4 separate regions of the Homo sapiens genome follow, and all the other regions are linked to region 3. The links are chromatin loops, found by intact Hi-C in ENCODE. Cell type or tissue: Caco-2. All regions are shown on one strand.

Region 1 (5,000 bases), 56 kb before region 3:
GAGAGGATTTGGAGTGTTCCCAATACAAAGAAATGATAAGTGGTTGAGCTGATAGATATGACAATTACCCTGATTTGGTCATTACACATTATATGCATGTACTGAAATATTACATATGCCCTATAAATATGTACAATTATTATGTGTCAATTAAGAAAGAAAAAGAAAAAAAGGCTTATCTCCCAGTGATCACAGGGATGAGGAAAGAAAAACACAATTAAATTTAAAAAAAGAGAAAAAAGACTATGAAATTAACTTCTCAGCTCACATCTGTGTTGCATGATCATGAGATAGAAAACCATCTTCCCATCAGTGTTTTGGAGCACCCTAAGGCCCCCCCATAAAGTTCACAGGCCACCTCTCCCACCTTTCAGATACCCCACCTTGCCAGCCTTCAAGATTTCCCCCAAGCTCTGCAGGTTCTCATTGAAACACTCAAATACTTTATTATTTATTGGAAAAAAAGGAAAATATGAGACTGGCCTCACCATTGGCTTTCATTTTCCTCTTCCCTCTCCTCCCTACCTTCTGGGTTGTGGCAGCTGTAATTGGGTTAAACTTTGTGTAATTCCGAAGCTATGCTCATAGAAAAAAATAGTGAAATTCTCTAGCGCACCTACTAATGACCCAAGAAAAACTGGAAGCTACTATAGACTTTTTTTTTCTTTTTCTAGTTTCTGGAACTCGGGGCTGATTCTTTTGAGATGCATAATTTAGTTGGAGCCAATTGATGAAGGAGTCAGTTCTTATTTAAGGAAACTGCCTTCAAGCTCAAGTAGAAATCTTGAGACCCAGTATGAAATTTCCATTTTCACATAGCATACTATAAAAAATTGTCTGTTTTTAAAAATGAACTTATGTAAAGACAGTCAATCTATTCAGTTTATGGCTTTCTTTTTTTTTCTAACTTCAAACCAAAGGTGTTTTAATTCCCATAGAAAAGTATTAACAAACAATGGTGACTAACTTCATTCTTATAATTAGCCTTTTGTGGTTGCAAAATGTCTTCACATGCTTTGTTTTTTTACTTGGTCCCATGACAGTTCTTTAAGGTCACTGGGACCTGGACTCCCACTTCTATTTGATGCCTGAGGAAACTGACCATCCAAAGCAAAGTAGGCTACCCGAGATCATGTGGCTGTTAAGTGGTGGGTCTGGGATAGGGCTCATCTTTCAACCAAAAATAATTATTCTTAATTAATGGAGTACAATTTGCAGTGATTTGGTACTTGCTTTGTAGACATACAAAGTTTATAAAGTCTCAGAAATTTGAGGATGCAGTGGGAACTCACCTTTGGAATGGGGTGGAAATGGGCTGAGACCTCCACGAATAGGTGGCTGTTTACAAACTCAGACCCATAATGCTTCCTCCCCTGAAGAGGTTTCCTTTCCTGCTCCTACTGGGATATACTGGGACCTGACTGGCTCAGTCTCCCTCCTTTAGTTTTTCAAATCTGTATATGACAATCTTAGGCAGCAAAATATATTTCAGGTGGTGTGGTGGTTCATTCCTGTAATCTCAGCACTTTGGGAGGCCCAGGTGGGCAGATTACTTGAGGTCAGGAGTTCAAGACCAGCCTGGCCAACATGGTGAAACCCTGTCTCTACTAAAAATACAAAAATTAGCCAGGTGTGGTGGCACATACCTGTAATCCCAGCTACTTGGGAGGTTGAGGCAGGAGAATCACTTGAACCTGGGAGGCGGAGGTTGCAGTGAGCCAAGATCACACCACTGCACTCCAGCCTGGATGACAGATAGGGACTCCATCTCAAAAAAAAAAAAAAAAAAAAGCTTCAGGTCAAAGGCTGGGTTAGGTTATTTGCCAGACAAACAATAATGACAAATAACCTTGGAAAAGAAAGTATGTTAATATCTCTTGTTCATGATGTCAGGGCAAGAACACAAGCCCTAGGGGCCGACAGCCTGGCTTGCCCCCGGCCCTGCTGGTATTTGCAGAACGAACTCAGGCAACTCACTTTGCTGTGCCAATCCTGTTTCCTCACCTATAAAATAGGGCTGTACCTTCCTATTCTATTGTATTCTTATGACTATTAAATGAGATTTCATGGGAAATAATACTGATAAGCAGAGTTGCTTAATTGATGCAGGTTCTCCCTGTACTTTACAGACTTGGCTCTTGAATATCTCTCATTGCCTCCGAAAGCCAAATACATAGTTGCTCACTGCTGAAATGATGAGGTCCCTATGTTCTGCTCACCTTGCCTGAGGACACGTGCAGTTTTTCCTTCCCCTGATAGGCGGCCTCAGCAGCCTATCAGTGCAGGGGCACCTTTTCCTGGGGTGCACACAGTCGGAGAGTAGCCAACCTTCAAAAATAATTATTGAATAAAAGAACAGAGATGGCCTGAGTGTTAATTCATAACACAGGACCCCCCTCAAGTGGGCTCTGTAACATGATGATTTTATTTATATTTTGTTGAGGGCCAACAAGGAATATGAGTGTCATTTAAGCCTAATCCAACTTAGAGGTCACTATTTCCTACATCCTCAGCTGCGAGTTTAGAGACCATATTGGGTGGCAGCAAAAGAGCAGTTTCAACCTGGGCCTCAGTGAAATGCTGAAGAAGGAAGTAGAGTCAAGAAGGTTGTCTTCTTTAAACTTTAAAAAGGCAGGAAACAATGGCCCTGCTCAGAGAAAAGATGGCTACATTTAGTACATCCAGGGCTTCCTTCCTATTGACCCAATTTTTCAAGGGTGTATCAATGCTTGATACTCCCAATAACACTGTGAGCTTTTCATCCCATCAACTACTTGCACATTCAACAAATAACTATTCAGCACCTCTTATATGCCAGGCACTGTGCTAAGTGTTGGTGTGCAGTGCCCGACACTTAAAGAAAGGCACTTCAAGGTCTTTGAATTCAACTATTCAGTCTCTACTTGAATAGCTTTATTAAATCATTTTTCAGTCTCCAAAAATTAATGGTACATCATTAAAAACCTCCAACAAAGACCTATCCCTTTGGTGAAGAAGAGGCAGGTCTCTCTGGCTGCTCTGAAATGAGAAAGTCTTTCTTGTACAGAGCCCATTTAGGCCTCTGGTCCTAGCTCCACCCCTCTGGAGCCACAGAGAATAGGTTTAATCCCTCTCCATCTGCTATTCTTTCAAAACTGTGAAGACAGTTATCGCTTCTCCCTGAGTCTTTGCTTCTCAAAGCCAGCATTCCCAAATCTTTCTGCAGTACCACACACATCATGGTCCCCTCTGCATTCTCATCACAGTCCTTCTAATCCCCAAGAATGGTGGACAAAGAGGAAGGAATGACTGTCTACTTTGGAAACCAGGCATGATGATAATACTCTGAAATTTCTGGCAACCACATGAAGGAGAATAGGCACAGCCAGGGTCTGAAGATATCTAACATATATCAAATGCAGAATTTGGAGCAAATTAAGCGGATATTAACTGCAAGGAGATGGAATAAAAATAGGAGCATTTAGACAGACCTTCAGGAAAGTTTCCCACCATGAGCCTGGACTGTGCCAAACCCCAAGCATTTGGAAAACAGCTTGAGATGTTCAGCAAGTCCCAAATGCAAGCATTTGGGGATGGTTTGCGCTGTCTTAATTGTCCTTGTTTCCACTAGAGTAGCTTGACAAGGCACTCATTTGCTGAATTTCTTCCAGATAAAGAGTGGTTTCTTATTCGATACAGTTAGAGCCTCTCCCCCCGCCCTTTTTTTTTCCTCTTCTTTCTTTCCCCTTTTCTTTGTTGTTGGCCAAAGCTCTTCCCAGGAGACCACAGATTTCTCTCAATGAGGACTGTTTTCATTATCAGGTATGATGAGCATATTGAGGAAGTTGATTTATATTCAGTTAGAAGTTTCTCTTTAAGAGAAGAAAAGTGATCATCTCTCCTCTTAAAGTAGCTGGCACTTGTGCTGCAAATGTATTAAACGTTTCCAGATTAAATTCCAGCAGAGTACAGTCTATCTTTGTACAGGGATAATGGACTACAGTGTTTAGACAGACCCCTGCTTTCTGCCATGGAGGAGAAGGTTCAGGTATAATGCACAGAGACAAAAGGCTGCAGCAACCCAAACAGAAGTGCTGAGAACTGGCTGATACACCAGAGTCATCCAAAATGCCCTGGAGACTAAGGTGAGGAGGCTGCACTGAGCTAAGGTAGCACTCACCTTCCCAGGATCAAAAGGTAATATGCAGCAAAAAAGATCGGACATTCAGTTTGGCCAGGCCATGCTCTCAGGACATTTGGTGTGAACATACTAGTGGCGGAACACCAAGCCCAGTGGCAATGCATCCACATGACACAACCCCTATGAGACGAGAAAAGTTCTGGGGATACAGTTGGGAGATAGTGGAGAGGTCAATGATGGAAGACTGGTCTTTTCTTTTGACAAATTGGGGGTTGTTTTTAAGCAGAAAGAGGACAGCCCCAAATTTGCCAGTGCTCATTATGCATATTGCTCACTCATGAAGAACTGAGATCCAAGTAAACTTAAAATCATCTTGTCCTTCAACCTACTGATATTCGCAGGCTAACTCAATCACAGGGCGGTCTATCAGACCTTGCAGGCTGTCTACCGAATATCCTTTCTTGTATCATCTTGATAAGAGAACCCTGATTTTGTTAGGGGTGGGTGTAATTGACTTACTTGTGTCAGTTTCCACGCTATACTTTTCAGCATTCCATGCAAGAAGGACTAGCTTTGGAGTACAGTGTTAGCTAAGGAGGTATAAGCAGAAATCTGTGCGGATTTCCAGTAAAGTTTTCTTTTTTCAGGTGAGGGTTGAAACCATCTTGCTCCCTTTTTTATCTTCCTGTTTTAAATATGACTGTGAGGCTAGAATTTAGCAGCCATTTTGTGACAACGAGGATGACAGCCATGCGCTGAGATGGGGGAGCAGAAAAATGGAAGGAGCCTGAGACTTGATGGGTCTCCAGCAGCAGACCTAGACTACCTCCTTCTGCATCCACCAGTCCCCTCACCCACCCACCCCTTCTACATCCACCAG
Region 2 (5,000 bases), 64 kb before region 3:
AAAAGAAAAGAAAAATTAGCCAGGTGTGATGAAGAACACCTGTAGTCCCTGCTACTCGGGAGGCTGAGGTAACAGGATCACTGGAGCCCAGGAGTTTAAGGTTGCAGTGAGCTCTGGCTATGCCACTGCACTTCAACCTAGGTGACAGAGTAAGAACTTGTTTCAAAAAAACAGTTTGAGAAATTCCAATTCTGGCCTAGATGGAGTAATAGGGACTGAAATTACCTGCCTGAAACAACCTAAGAAAAATCTGATAAATTAGATGAAATTATGTTTTTTTAAGACAAGGAACATCACATAATGAAGGACCGAGATCCCTGAGGGCTGAGAAACAAACAAGGTGAGCCTTACAATTATTCTAGCAATTGCCTTGAAAGAGTTTCCAGGTGTATTAGTCAATTTTCACACTACTATAAAGAATACCTGAGACTGGATAATTTATAATCAAAGAGGTTTAATTGACTCAGTTCTGCATGGTTGGGAAGGCCTCAGGAAACTTACAATCAGGCAAAAGGCAAAGGGGAAGCAGGGCATGACTTACATGGCGGCAGGAGAGACAGCATGCAGGGAGAAGTGCCAGATACTTATCAAACAACGAGATCTCCTGAGAACCCACTCACAATCACGAGAACAGCATGGGGGAAACCACCCCCATGATCCAATCATCTCCCACCAGGTCCCTCCCTCAAAATGCGGGGATTACAATTCAAATTACAATTCGAGATGAGATTTGGGTTGGGGACACAGCCAAACTCTATCACCAAGCAACATCACAGGGAGGGGTAGCCCAGGAAGAGCTCAACAGACTACCTGAATTGAAGAGATAGAGTTGGTAGTCTGAGGAGACTTGAGCTGATAGGGCAGGGTCTTGAAGGGGAGCTGCACAGGGGGAGAACCATGGAGATCTCTGGAGGGGCCCTTTCAACTCAACAGAGTACTGACCAGCACCTGTGTGTGGAGAGACTACTCAAAGCCAGCTGGGGAAAAAACTATCTGAAAGGATTAGAAGGAACGTACTCACACTCACACCAGGCTGATAGTAATGCCTGCTTCTACCAGCCAGACTGGAAATCTTCACAATTCACAGGATACTGAGTAGATTATTCAGAAGGGTCTTCCCTTCACAGTGGGAAATAATTATCTCTAGACTACATTTTTCTGGCCCTGTCTAACAAATCTTTAAAGCAAGACTTGAAAGGATCAAACTGTTTTTAAACAACTCAACTGTGTCCCAGAACAAAGCCCAAGAATATTTATGGGCAATACAAAAATATCCAGCACCAAACAAGATAAACTCACAATGTCTGGCATCCAATCAAAGTATACTAGTCATGCAAAGAAGCAGGAAAATACAAGAGGAGGAGAAACAGACACCACTTCTTGATGTGAAGAGTGTTGAAGAATTTGAGAACATGTTTAAAACCACTGGAAACTCATCAGTGACAACATTGCTAGTAAGGTAGAACTTAATATGATACATGATTCATCAGATTATATACCAAAACCCAATTATTTCTTTCCTATGGATTCTAAACTTTGTTTTTCCTTTTATTCAGGGAGGAAAGTGATTTTTGTTCTTGTGGATGATTGCAGAGATGGCCACATATTTTGCAGCCCTGTGCCTCTACCCTAATAATGGGGAATCTTCATTTCCATGTTAGATTTGTGGACCTAGCATGGTTTTTATTTTGGATTGTCTTGTTCAGCAGTTGTAATTGTACAAGTATGTTAGGGCCCATCTTGTTGACCCTGGTAGCACGATTTAGGCTTACAACAACTCCAAATGCTATTTTGGGTCTTTGGGTTTAAAGACAACAGAAACCAGGCCCTTGTTCTTAGGAGCTCACCATCCTTCTCTGCGACCATAGCAGATTCCCAGTTGTTTTAAACTGTACCTGGAATTTTGATATTGTTCAGGTATAGTGAGACCAAAATATCAGGAGACAATGGCCATTAAAAAGATAGTTTGTAACTTACAGCTCCCAAGAAGGGCATGCCATGTCACAGGGGTCCACACGGGGAAGCACCAGGGTTGGTCAGGAGGCAGAAGGAGCCAGGAGAAAACATAGGCAAAGCCTTGCTTGTGGTTTTCATGGAAAGAAAACCAGCCAGACTGGAAATCCTCACAATTCGCAGGGCCTGGGTAGATTATTCAGAAATCTTACCTGCACAGTGGGGAGTATAATTATCTCTAGACTACATTTCTCTGGCCCTGCCTAACAAATCTTTAAAGCAAGACTTTAAAGAATGGAAAGAATGAATGAAGCAAGGTACGCAGCTGAGCAGGCTTAGGGGATTTGAATAATCTCTGCAAGCTCTGGCCTATCTGAGTGGCTCCTCGTTGTGTCTTCCCTGGCCCTGGGATGCTTAAGGCGGAGGAATATTGCCCTCTTGGAATGTAAGACCCAGGTAAAGGGGCAGGTGTGAGTATAGACTCAGGATTGGTTGGCTTGCACATCAAAGACATGCTCCAAGGCAAATGTTTACCATCTCTAGGAATTAGTTAACCCTGGGAGGTCAGTCTCTCCGTGGTCAGTTGAACCCCAAATGTCAGAGCATCAGAAATACAGAAAATAAGAAAATATAGTTAAAAATAGTTACTTCACTAATACGAGCCTCAGTGAGGTCACCTGTGGATTCAGGCCTGTTTGGGTGCACTTGGTGGATTGCAAGAGGCAGCGTCTCAGAGCTCTGCTTACATGGAAGAGTGAAAGGACCACCTGAGACTAAAAAGGTCGAAAAGTAAAGACAGCTGTGGTCTACCACCTTGTTTAAGAAGAGTATGGGCCTATTAGAAGAGAGCAGTAATTTGAAATAAAGCTTGAATCCAGCCTAGTCTCCAGCCTGGGCCTTAGAGCCACTGGGAAAGCTGTTTCTCTATGAACTCACATAAGATACAAAGAAGCTGAGGCATCAGCATCACCGATGGCAGCCACTGCAGAGGAACTTGCAGGTCCCACCACCTCAGCTCAGCCACCAGCACGTCATCAGGGCTTCGCACTGACATTGCAGTGACAGCAGACAACATCAATGATGCCCTTGCTAGGTAGGAGCAGCTGTGGTGATGGCATTAATGGGCACCAAGGGACAGAACTGACGCTTTTCTTCCTCAGCAATGACTAGAGGCATTGCCACAGCAAAAGGAGGGAAAAAAAGGCCACTACTGTGACACTTCCAATTCTGGCCAAGATGGAGTAATAGGGACTGAAATTACCTGCCTGAAACAACCTAAGAAAAATCTGATAAATTAGATGAAACTATTTTTCAAGACAGGGAACATCGGATAATGAAGGACAGAGATCCCTGAGGAATGAGAAACAAGGTGAGCCTTACAATTATTCTAGCAATTGCATTGAAAGAGTTTCCAGGTGTATTAGTCCATTTTCACCCTGCTATAAAGAATACCTGAGACTGAATAATTTATAATCAAAAGAGGTTTAATTGACTCAGTTCTGCATGGCTTGGAAGGCCTCAGGAAACTTACAATCATGGCAGAAGGCAAAGGGGAAGCAGATCACGTCTTAAATGGTGGCAGGAGAGACAGCATTCAGGGGGAAGTGCCAGGAGGAAAAAAGAAAAAAAGGACACTACTGTGAGAACTTGTTCTCAGAGTTCAGGTGAGACATCAGGGACACCCAGAATTCTTTTCAAAGAATCTGAGGGCAGGTAGACTTCACCCAGAGCAGATGGTGGCAAAGCCAGGGCAGGCCTGTCCCACAGCTGGTATCATTACCCTGTTCTCACATCCACATCGGGGAAGCCTGAGCACCTCCTTGGTTCTCCACCTAGAGCTCCAGGATATATCCTTGAGGATTGCTGTTTGCCACTCAGGAATTTATTTGGAGGTTATCATTTTGATGATAATCTTTAAAAAAGTCAGATCTCTACTCACCATCTGGATGACTACATCATCATGAAATACCACTACATAATTCAGTGCTTGCATTTGTAATTCTGTTTTCTGTTTATGCTAGCATCAAATAGAGGATAAAGACATAGCATACTGCTTGAACGTAGATTTTGCAGTAGAAAAAGGAGTGGGAGAATTGAGCTAGTCAATGCTGGTGATGATAGAGGCATGCTGAGCTGAACTAGCACTGAGCTGTGAGTAGTGTATTCATGTATGTGGTGAACAGATACATTACCCAGACCGCCTTGTTGTTCAGACCAGCTTGCAGTGAGGAGGAAATACACAATGGAAAATGTTCTGTTTCTGATTCACACCACAGTTAGTTGCATTAGATTCCCATAAAGTGCAGGTTTCAAAAATTCCTCTAATGTAGCTTCATCTTTGAATATATAAGGCAGCCATATAAGGTCAACAAATGGCAAATCAACAAAATTCGCATTTGAGGCTTGTTTACTGACAGAACTTTTTAAAATTGAATTTGAGGTCTGCTTATCTTGAACTAGAAAAACAAAACTTTTGTGTTTTGCAATTTCTTATAGTATAATTGTCCTAATAAATACTCACTACAGTAGCTTTCTGAGGTCAAAATTCAGGAACAGAATTAAATGTAGAAGTGGAGCCAAGCCTCCTACTTCTACTCCTAAACCTCATTTTGGTCATTTTGCTTATCAAAATAACATCATCGGTCCCATTAAATTGCTATTATTAATTAAATAGTGTGCTTTTGTAAGTCTATATTAACTTTGAATTGTTTTGGTTCTATGGTTGTATAAGAAATAAAGGACTTTATACCTAGATTTATAGTTGTATACACTTCAGTAATATTATAATAAAATATAGCATTGAGAATCTGTAAGAATTTTTCCTTTTTATAAAAGGTCTATTTGCTTCTTAATTTTGAGAAATCCTTGATTAGCAAAATGAAGCACCACATATTCCACTACATATTGACCTAGATTTCTGCCATTGTTCAACAGCATACATTACTTCAACACAATTGAAATTTATCCCCAGACTTCTTTAACCTGTAATTAAATCTTTTATTTTTTCTTTCGTGACAGAGAGTTGCTCTGCCGCCCAGGCTGGAGTG
Region 3 (5,000 bases):
AAATCTCAGAGCAGTTTCACTGGGCTAAAGTCAAAGTGTTAGCAGGGCTGATTTACTCTGGAGGTTCTAGAGGAGAATCCATTTCCTTGCCTTTTCTAGCTTCTGAAGTTTGCCTGCCTTCCTTGGCCTGTGACCTTTTCCCTGCATCACTCCAACCTTCTGTTTCCATCATCACATCTTCTACTTCCGTGTGACATGGGCTTCTCCTGTGTTCCTCTTATAAGGACCACTATGATGACATTGGGCCCACTAGGATAATCCAGAAGAATCTTCCCAGGTCAATCAATATCCTTAACTTGGTTGCATCTACACAGCCCCCTTTGCCACATCAGGTAACATTGACAGGTTCTGGGGATAAGAACATGGACATCTTGGTGGATATTATTCAGCTTATTTCAGGGAGCACATCCTGTGAATGATATAAACAGAGGTCTGTGGAGTCTCCACGAGGGGCAACTGGACCAGGGGAGAGAAGGTCAAACACATAAAAAGGTTCTCAATGAAGCCTCTCTTAATCATAAAAAAGTTTTCCTCTCCCCCTACTCTCTAATCTGTCTATCATCTTAGGATTCCAAGAGAGATATGAGTGTAAAGATCTGCCAAATACATCACTCAGTGTTCCCCATCCCATCCTGATCAAAGTTAATGAACTTGCCCCTTTCTCAAAATAGAACTTGGGAAATTGTCCCACTAGTCCACTTCCCCCAAACAAGGGAGTGCAATGATGTAGAACTGGAGTCATAGATGGGAGTAAGATTGCTTTGCTCAGAGATGACAGGAGTTGAGATGGGCAGAGACACAAGGTGGTGTTTCTTCGACAAACTCCCAGGTGTGCGGGTTCCTGACTGTGAGTGAAGGACTGTGATTTGAATAAGGGCTGGGGTGTGTATCTGAAGAAAATGGTGAGGCATTTATCACTTAGATTTGGGGGAGGAGATTAAAATACAATAACTAGATAGTCATTAAAAATTATTCCAGACACCCAAAAATTGATATGGGGGAGTTCTATTAGGAAAACAGGCTTCATTTACTGGAAAATGGGGAGGTTAATTAAGAAGTAAGAGTGTTTATAAGTAGGATGTTCAGAGGAAGTGCTGATGTTGTCCTTGTCATTAAATGTTTTCTGATATAAAAATACTCCCTTGGTACTTACGAAGAAGGCTGATTTTCATTATTAGACATTCACTTATTCATTGTAAAATAAAAGCGTGTGTGTATGTGTGTGTGCATGCATATGTATTTCCAATCAAAAGTCAGGAGCGCGGACTATATTATATAGAACCCAGAGATTCAAAGGCCTGATTATGAATGGATAGTTACACGGATAGATTAATGATGGATGGATGGAAGAAGTGTGGTTCATCTGTCATGACTGGTGCCTCTAGCTCTAAGATGTCTGACTTTGAATCCAGAGGAAGAAGTGGGATCACTGGGGTTAGGGGAGTATCCTTTAAAAGTTTTGCAAAAAACATTTGCAGTCACTTTTGGTTTATCTCTGCCGGTTGGATTTAGTTTTCCTGAAGCCCCTTGGGGCAGGGCCATCTATGACTTATGCTCCGGGCAATGGAATGTGGCTTTTTCTTCCCTTTCACCCAGGAGCTCTCAAGCTGCCTCTTTGCTTCCTTCTCTACCTATCTGCATGGATTTTAAGCTTATCTGGATACTCATTGTGAATACTCATGAGGGCTAATTTCACTGCATTGCTCCACAAAAGAGTTCCTGGATTCCATATTCTGGAATAATTTAGCAGACTTCAGGATGAATCAAAAGAAGCCAGTCACAGAAAAATGTCCATCAACCTTTTAGTTTAATCATCCCTTATGCCTTAAGGGTATGTTGTAACACAGCTGGCCTAGACAGCCTCTCTCCTGCTCCCCTGGCTCTACGGGTTTTCCTCTGGCCCAGCCCACCTGTCCAGGCTCACCTCTTGCCCCATTCCCACTTTGCAGCCTACATTGAAGCCAAATCAAACTATTCACAGCTGCCCTGGCGCTCTGGACTATGTCAAGTACCCTTGACTTTGCTCATGTAGCTGGAGGGTTCTTTCCTCTTCCTCCACATCTCCCCATGTTCCCTTCTCTTTCCCCATCAATCTTTAAAGACTCACAAATCCAAAATATTCTACTCTAAAAAAGCTTTCATTGACAGTTTTCCTCCACCTCCACCCATTACCAAGTACTTTCTCCTATACATACTTCTATTACAGCAATGATAATACTGCAAATACATTCACAAGAAGGAAAAAAAAATCTCAAGCCAATTAGCAAGTGACTAGAGTCTGAGGGAAGTCCACAGTGGAGATGAGTAAGAGGCCTTGTAATGCAGAAGAGCCAAACAGGGATTAAGGGATAATGCTGTAAAAAAGCAAAATAAATAACCAGGGCAGGCTCTGTTGAATCTTACAGAGATGGCCTTCTAGGTTAAACATTTTTTGAAGTACAGACATGCAATGCTTAACAAGGAGGATATGTTCTGAGAAATGCATTGTTAGATGATTTAATCATTGTGTAAACACCATAGAGGGTACTTGCATGTACTGAATGTACTGAATACTGTAGGCAGTTGTAATGCAATGATAAGCATTCATATATCTAAACATGGAAAAGTACAGTAAAAATACAGTATTTTTTACTGGGACAACCTTCCAATATGCAGTCTTTTGTTGACCAAAATGGTGTTATGTGGCTAATGAATGCCCACTTAACTGGAAAATACAAATATTCCAGGACTGAAAAAACTATGTCTCTGAGAACCTCTTTCCCTCCTCTACCATATATAGGTCCTCAGGGATGCACTCAGAGCTTTGGCTAAGGAAAGGGGTGCTTACCAGGGTGGCCACATGCATCCTGGACATCAAAGGGATGACATTGGTCACAGCCAGTTGCCTCGTTCCCAAAGATTCCAGAAGGACATTGGCATTGTGGCAAAAGAGCAGCAATGCCAGTGTTCCCACTGGGCATGTCAAGTTGATTTAGAATTAGGCTGAGGAAAGGGGACACTTCGGCCTAGTCCAGGAGACCATGGGGTGTTATTTCCTAGCTTGTTCTTAATTTCTCAGCTGAAGGTAGTGTAATAGACACTGATTATTTGTGGCCACCTAATATCTCTGAACTCCCTCCTCTTTTTCTTTTGTGTAACAGCTTTATTGAGATGTAATTCACATACCACACAATTCACCCATATAAAGTGTACAATGCAATGGCTTTTAGTATATTCACAAAATTTTGCAACCATTACATCAATCAATATTTTCATTATCCCAAAAGGAAATCTTTTTTTTTTATTACACTTTAAGTTTTAGGGTACATGGGCACAATGTGCAGGTTTGTTACATATGTATACATGTGCCATGCTGGTGTGCTGCACCCATTAACTCGTCATTTAACATTAGGTGTATCTCCTAATGCTATCCTTCCTCCTTCCCCTGACCCCACAACAGGCCCCGGATTGTGATGTTCCCCTTCCTGTGTCCATGTATTCTCATTGTTCAATTCCCACCTATGAGTGAGAACATGCGGTGTTTGGTTTTTTGTCCTTGCAATAGTTTGCTGAGAATCATGGTTTCCAGTTTCATCCATGTCCCTACAAAGGACATGAACTCATCAGTTTTTATGGCTGCATAGTATTCCATGGTGTATATGTGCCACATTTTCTTAATCCAGTCTATCGTTGTTGGACATTTGGGTTGGTTCCAAGTCTTTGCTATTGTGAATAGTGCCGCAATAAACATACGTGTGCATGTGTCTTTATAGCAGCATGATTTATAATCCTTTGGGTATATACCCAGTAATGGGATGGCTGGGCGAAATGGTATTTCTAGTTCTAGATCCCTGAGGAATCAACCACACTGACTTCCACAATGGTTGAACTAGTTTACAGTCCCACCAACAATGTAAAAGTGTTCTTATTTCTCCACATCCTCTCCAGCACCTGTTGTTTCCTGACTTTTTAATGATCGCCATTCTAACTGGTGTGAGATGGTGTCTCATTGTGGTTTTGATTTGCATTTCTCTGATGGCCAGTGATGATGAGCATTTTTTCATGTGTCTTTTGGTTGCATAAATGTCTTCTTTTGAGAAGTATCTGTTCATGTCCTTTGCCCACTTTTTGATGGGGTTGTTTGTTTTTTCTTGTAAATTTGTTTGAGTTCATTGTAGATTCTCGGTGTTAGCCCTTTGTCAGATGAGTAGGTGGCGAAAATTTTCTCCGATTTGGTAGGTTGCCTGTTCACCCTGATGGTGGTTTCTTTTGCTGTGCAGAAGGTCTTTAGTTTAATTAGATCCCGTTTGTCAATTTTGGCTTTTGTTGCCATTGCTTTTGGTGTTTTAGACACGAAGTCCTTGCCCATGCCTATGTCCTGAATGGTATTGCCTAGGTTTTCTTCTAGGGTTATTATGGTTTTAGGTCTAACATGTAAGTCTTTAATCCATCTTGAATTAATTTTTGTATAAGGTGTAAGGAAGGGATCCAGTTTCAGCTTTCTACATATGGCTAGCCAGTTTTCCCAGCACCATTTATTAAATAGGGAATCTTTTCCCCATTGCTTGTTTTTCTCAGGTTTGTCAAAGATCAGATGGTTGTAGATATGCGGCATCATTTCTGAGGGCTCTGTTCTGTTCCATTGATCTATATCTCTGGTTTGGTACCAGTACCATGCTGTTTTGGTTACTGTAGCCTTGTAGTATAATTTGAAGTCAGGCAGCGTGGTGCCTCCAGCTTTGTTCTTTTGGCTTAGGATTGACTTGGTGACACAGGCTCTTTTTTGCTTCCATACGAACTTTAAAGTAGTTTCTTCCAATTCTGTGAAGAAAGTCATTGGTAGCTTGATGGGGATGGCATTGAATCTATAAATTACCTTGGGCAGTATGGCCATTTTCACGATATTGATTCTTCCTACCCATGAGCATGGAATGTTCTTCCATTTGTTTGTGTCCTCTTTTATTTCATTGAGCAGTGGTTTGTAGTTCTCCTCGAAGAGGTCCTTCACATCCCTTGTAAGT
Region 4 (5,000 bases), 110 kb before region 3:
GCCCTGCCACTGACAAACATGTAGCTCTTGTGGATGACTGACTCATAAATTCAGATCATTTTCTAATGTCTGGCAGTCTACTTTAGAATCTTGTAGAAATTATATAGACTCTAGTACCCACCATCTCCAAAAAGATGGTCAGCAGGGATGTTATGAAACTTTCTTTAAAGGTCTCTGGTAGGCTGTAAATGTCTTGTGGATGTGCAGTATGGCAGAATGAGTAATCTCTCTGCAAAGGAGGGAGTTGAAGGGCTTTCTCTTGGTTTAAATACTGACTCTGGCACCACCACCCCCCACAAATTCTGTGTTAATATTTATTCAATATATATTTATAGCATCTTTGATATGTGCAAGATCTGTGTTAGAAAGTGTGAGCAGCACAAACATGAATTAGACACAGGTCTCTCTGATCTTCCTTCAAGGACCTGATGATTGAATAGGGGCAATAAAATTTACATAAATAATGAAAAAAGGTACCGAGTAGTCATTGGAGAATAATATTACTGATAGGAGAATTATTCTATTTTCTTCTCCTGCCTAGTGAAACCTATGGGATCACATGAGGCCATTTATTTGTCAATTATATCTTTGGTTGAGGCTGTCATCATATCTCACCTGGTTCCTTTACACCTTCTCCCCAGATCCCATTAGTCACCAAGTCAAATAGATTGGACCACCGCATGTGGCTTCTCATAGCCATCAGGATAAAATACAAAGTACTCAGCTGACTACAAAAATATTCTGTCATTCCCTGGCTGTGCCTACCTCTCTAACCTCATCTTCTACCATCCCCAGTGTCTTACTCCATTTTCACGCTGTTAATAAAGACAAACCTGAGACCAGGTAATTTATAAAGGAAAGAGGTTTAACTGACTCACAGTTCAGCATGGCTGGGGAGGCCTCAGGAAACTTACAATCATGGTGGAAGGGGAAGCAAACACGTCCTTCTTCACACGGTGGCAGCAAGGAGAAGTGCTGAGCAAAAGGGGGAAAAGCCCGTCATAAAGCCATCAGATCTCATGAGAACTCACTCACTAACACGAGAACAGCATGAGGTTAACCACCCCCATGATTCGATTACTTCCCACTGGGTCCCTCCCATGACACACAGGGATTATGGGAACTACAAGATGAGATTTGGACGGGGACAGCCAAACCATATCACATGGCATCCCACACTGCTATGTTCTTTCACCTCACTCTGTGCAGTGCTGCCTCCTCTTTCTAGAATGCCCTTCCCCTGCTCTCCATCTGACTATCTGCTACCTCCATATCCTCCAAGTCTCAATAGAAGCATCACTTCCTCTGTGAAGTGCTCTGGGGTCCTTTTTACTGGGTGATTTTTCCCTCCTTGCCCATGACTCTGTTCCATTTCATATCTCTTGGGATGTACACCCCAGCCCCTTCCTTCATATATTCTCACTCATCCTTTAAGATTCCCCCTGGTCAACCCCCTTTCCTTAGTCAGAGTTAATTATCCTCTGCTCTGGCCAATAATTAATACTTTGTTTATTCCTCCATTATAGTACTGAGTTGCATCTGACTTGGGATAGTTGCTAGCATGCTTTGTCTGGCGTTTTCACCTGATCACAAAGAATTTTAGAATAGGCACTTACCTTCATCTTTTGTTTTAGGACAATGCCTGGCATAACACCTGTTGATTAAATTAATTACCTTTTCTGTGGTTTCTTGGGCCTCTCTAATCAACCAGACATCGCAAACCAGACACAGAGACTGCCCCAGTTAGCCTCATTTCTGAACATTCTAACAGGCAGGCTATGCCAGTCTGTATAGGACTTAGAGAGCCTCAAACACCCAAGAAATTGAATTTACAGCATGTTTATTTCTTCTCTCTAGATATGTATTCTGCAATCATGACCAAACAGAAGGACTAAATCTGGATCAGAATCTGAAATGTAAAAAGGCTACTTGTCAACCACGCCATTGTTTTCCGTTGGAGCTAGCAGAGCAGCCTCGGCTGCACATTCCTGGGACGTGAATAATATCGGTTGTGATTACACTTCAGTATCTCATCCATTACCAGCCCTGTGAACACTGAATATAACCTAATTAGGAAATGCGAAGGGCCCTTTGCTAGGGATGAGTGCTGGGGCAGCAGAGGTCCACATGCCTTCCCGACACAGGGATTCACCGGGTTTCAGACACAGGTTTGGATCCTGCAGGGCTCAAGGACAGACTTTACTGGTCTAGTCCACATTCCTTGTATAATCACCAGTAAGCTGAGAATGTGACACCTTGGATTCCATCCTATGTTACACTCCTCTTTAAATGCATTGCAAAGGAGATATGCCAGGACTGATAAGTCAGTCAATTTCAAATAGGTATTAAAGTATTAATGAAGTGATTAACTCTCTCTGACTAAAACATTTTTTTGTTTACTGGTTTCTACTGGCCTTGAATAGGAATTTCAAATTTGTTGTTGACAATTGGCTTCTCATCTTTCACTGAATTCTTCTAAGCTTGTTTGTCTTTTCCTACACAGCTCTTAAAATGCTTTCAGAGGACTGAATTCTATCTTCCAAAGTGCAGAGAACAGAGCACTAAGGATGTCTGCAGGCTTAATTACAAAGGATGTGATTCTATTCTTATTGTTCCATAACTTTTCTTTGTAGTAAAAGCTGCTGCATTCATTTATTCAATCCTCTGTCCCTGCATTCATCTGACACTTGCTGAGCACCTGCTATAGCACAGATTCACGTCATGCCCATGGCTGGCATCCAGCATTTATAGGGTAACTGGCAGGAGAAAAGAAGAGGCCTGTGGCCATGAGGCAGTGAGATGGAGTCACCTGCTCTGGGAGTCAGCACCCCGCCACTCACACAGAGCCCAGCCAACTGAGCTAACTGATAAGTCAACCTTAATTCTGCTCTAAAATATTTTTCATCAAACCACCCTCTGCTGAATCAATGTACATTCCTATAACCTGTATCTTGCCCTAGTAATGTGTGACCTTCAATGTCATGGTCCAAGGTTTTGCTGCTGGGACATGTGGTCTCGGAATGATCATCAGAATCCTTCACTACATGCTCTAAACCATCATTAGATGCTCTACAGTTTGTCACTTGTTTCCAAGTGTCCTATGTCCACCTCATTTTATAGAACTGGGCTTCACTTGAGTTCTCATTCTGGGTACCTAGTATATTTCCCTGCAATTCTAATTGCTGGGTTCTCTCCCCAGGGAATGGAGCCTGGCTTTGGCATAGATCTCCATGAAGTACTGGGATTTCAGATGGCACCCACTCAATTTTGTTCACCCAGCTCTGACCATGAACGAACCATTCTGCTACTTCTGCCTTCTAACCTGGTGTTTGCCTGCATTTTATCTGGACATTGCTCAATTGTCTTGGTTGCTATGTCCCACCTGCTTGTCTGAATTTCTGTTGTTACTCCAGTCCCTGCCTGTCCCTGCAACTTCACACCCACTCCCACCCCCATTTGTCTTGATGTCAATGCCTTACTGAAAAATCTTGAAATTTGATAGGGAGGATAGTGGTGGCATTATTATTATGACTACTGCCTTACTCTTTAGAAAACTGAGGCTCAGAGGATTAAGTGACTTGGCCAATTACATGTCTAATAAATAGCAGAATACTGCCCAAGGTAATTTATAGATTCAGTGCCATCCCTGTCAAGCTACCAATGACTTTCTTCACAGAATTGGAAAAAACTACTTTAAAGTTCATATGGAACCAAAAAAGAGTGCACATTGCCAAGTCAATCCTAAGCCAAAAGAACAAAGCTGGAGGCATCACACTACCTGACTTCAAACTATACTACAAGGCTACAGTCACCAAAACAGCATGGTACTGATACCAAAACAGAGATATAGACCAATGGAACAGAACAGAGCCCTCAGAAATAATGCCGCATATCTACAACCATCTGATCTTTGACAAACCTGACAAAAACAAGAAATGGGGAAAGGATTCCCTATTTAATAAATGGTGCTGGGAAAACTGGCTAGCCATATGCAGAAAGCTGAAACTGGATCCCTTCCTTACACCTTATACAAAAATTAATTCAAGATGGATTAAAGACTTAAATGTTAGACCTAAAACCATAAAAACCCTAGAAGAAAACCTAGGCAACACCATTCAGGACATAGGCATGGGCAAGGACTTCATGTCTAAAACACCAAAAGCAATGGCAACAAAAGCCAAAATTGATAAATGGGATCTAATGAAACTAAAGAGCTTCTGCACAGCAAAAGAAACTACCATCAGAGTGAACAGGCAACCTACAGAATGGGAGAAATTTTTTGCAATCTACTCATCTGACGAAGGGCTAATATCCAGAATCTACAATGAACTCAAACAAATTTACAAAAAAAAAAAAAAAAACCCATCAACAAGTGGGCAAAGGATATGAACAGACACTTCTCAAAAGAAGACATTTATGCAGCCAAAAGACACATGAAAAAATGCTCATGATCACTGGCCATCAGAGAAATGCAATTCAAAACCACAGTGAGATGTCATCTCACACCAGTTAGAATGGCGATCATTAAGAAGTCAGGAAACAACAGGTGCCGGAGAGGATGTGGAGAAATAGGAACACTTTTATACTGTTGGTGGGACTGTAAACTAGTTCAACCATTGTGGAAGTCGTGTGGCGATTCCTCAGGGATCTAGAACTAGAAATACCATTTGACCCAGCCATCCCATTACTAGGTATATTCCCAAAGGATTATAACTCATGCTGCTATAAAGACACATGCACACGGATGTTTATTGTGGCACTTTTAACAATAGCAAAGACTTGGAACCCACCCAAATGTCCAACAATGATAGACTGGATTAAGAAAATGTGGCACATATACACCATGAAATATTATGCAGCCATAAAAAATGATGAGTTCATGTCCTTTGTAGGAACATGGATGAAGCTGGAAACCATCATTCTCAGCAAACTATCGTAAGGACAAAAAACCAAACACTGCATGTTCTCACTCATAGGTGGGAATTGAACAATGAGACCAC

Evidence for each region. Hi-C counts contacts between places; a loop is a spot of excess contacts. Peaks named below come from ENCODE experiments on the same cell type or tissue, not always from the same donor. Only the 100,000 strongest peaks of a DNase experiment are listed, where the experiment ranks them.
Region 1: a loop joins it to region 3, with 2.8 times the contacts of the local background. A loop is called at or near these places in 3 of 110 quality-filtered maps.
Region 2: it touches region 3 in a loop (5-fold over the local background); 3 of 110 quality-filtered maps call a loop at or near these places.
Region 4: it touches region 3 in a loop (2.4-fold over the local background); 23 of 110 quality-filtered maps call a loop at or near these places.

The regions. Positions count from the first base shown.
Region 1 is chr2:37,745,169-37,750,168 of GRCh38, forward strand. The region is part of intron 2 of LOC107985869 (a long non-coding RNA gene); the gene reads left to right. Among named protein-coding and RNA genes, the nearest start is that of CDC42EP3, 76 kb to the left of the region's middle. In Caco-2, no CTCF peak of the experiment used is centred here; a DNase peak (open chromatin) is centred at 1,933.
Region 2 is chr2:37,736,382-37,741,381 of GRCh38, forward strand. LOC105374465 (a long non-coding RNA gene) reads right to left here and starts at 1,191. Exons shown (of 3, transcript XR_939971.3): 1 at 1,022-1,191. In Caco-2, no CTCF peak of the experiment used is centred here; a DNase peak (open chromatin) is centred at 2,360.
Region 3 is chr2:37,800,721-37,805,720 of GRCh38, forward strand. No RefSeq gene overlaps it. Among named protein-coding and RNA genes, the nearest start is that of PIRAT1, 73 kb to the right of the region's middle. In Caco-2, no CTCF peak of the experiment used is centred here; DNase peaks (open chromatin) are centred at 1,552, 1,891 and 2,315.
Region 4 is chr2:37,687,201-37,692,200 of GRCh38, forward strand. No RefSeq gene overlaps it. Among named protein-coding and RNA genes, the nearest start is that of CDC42EP3, 18 kb to the left of the region's middle. In Caco-2, no CTCF peak of the experiment used is centred here; a DNase peak (open chromatin) is centred at 2,121.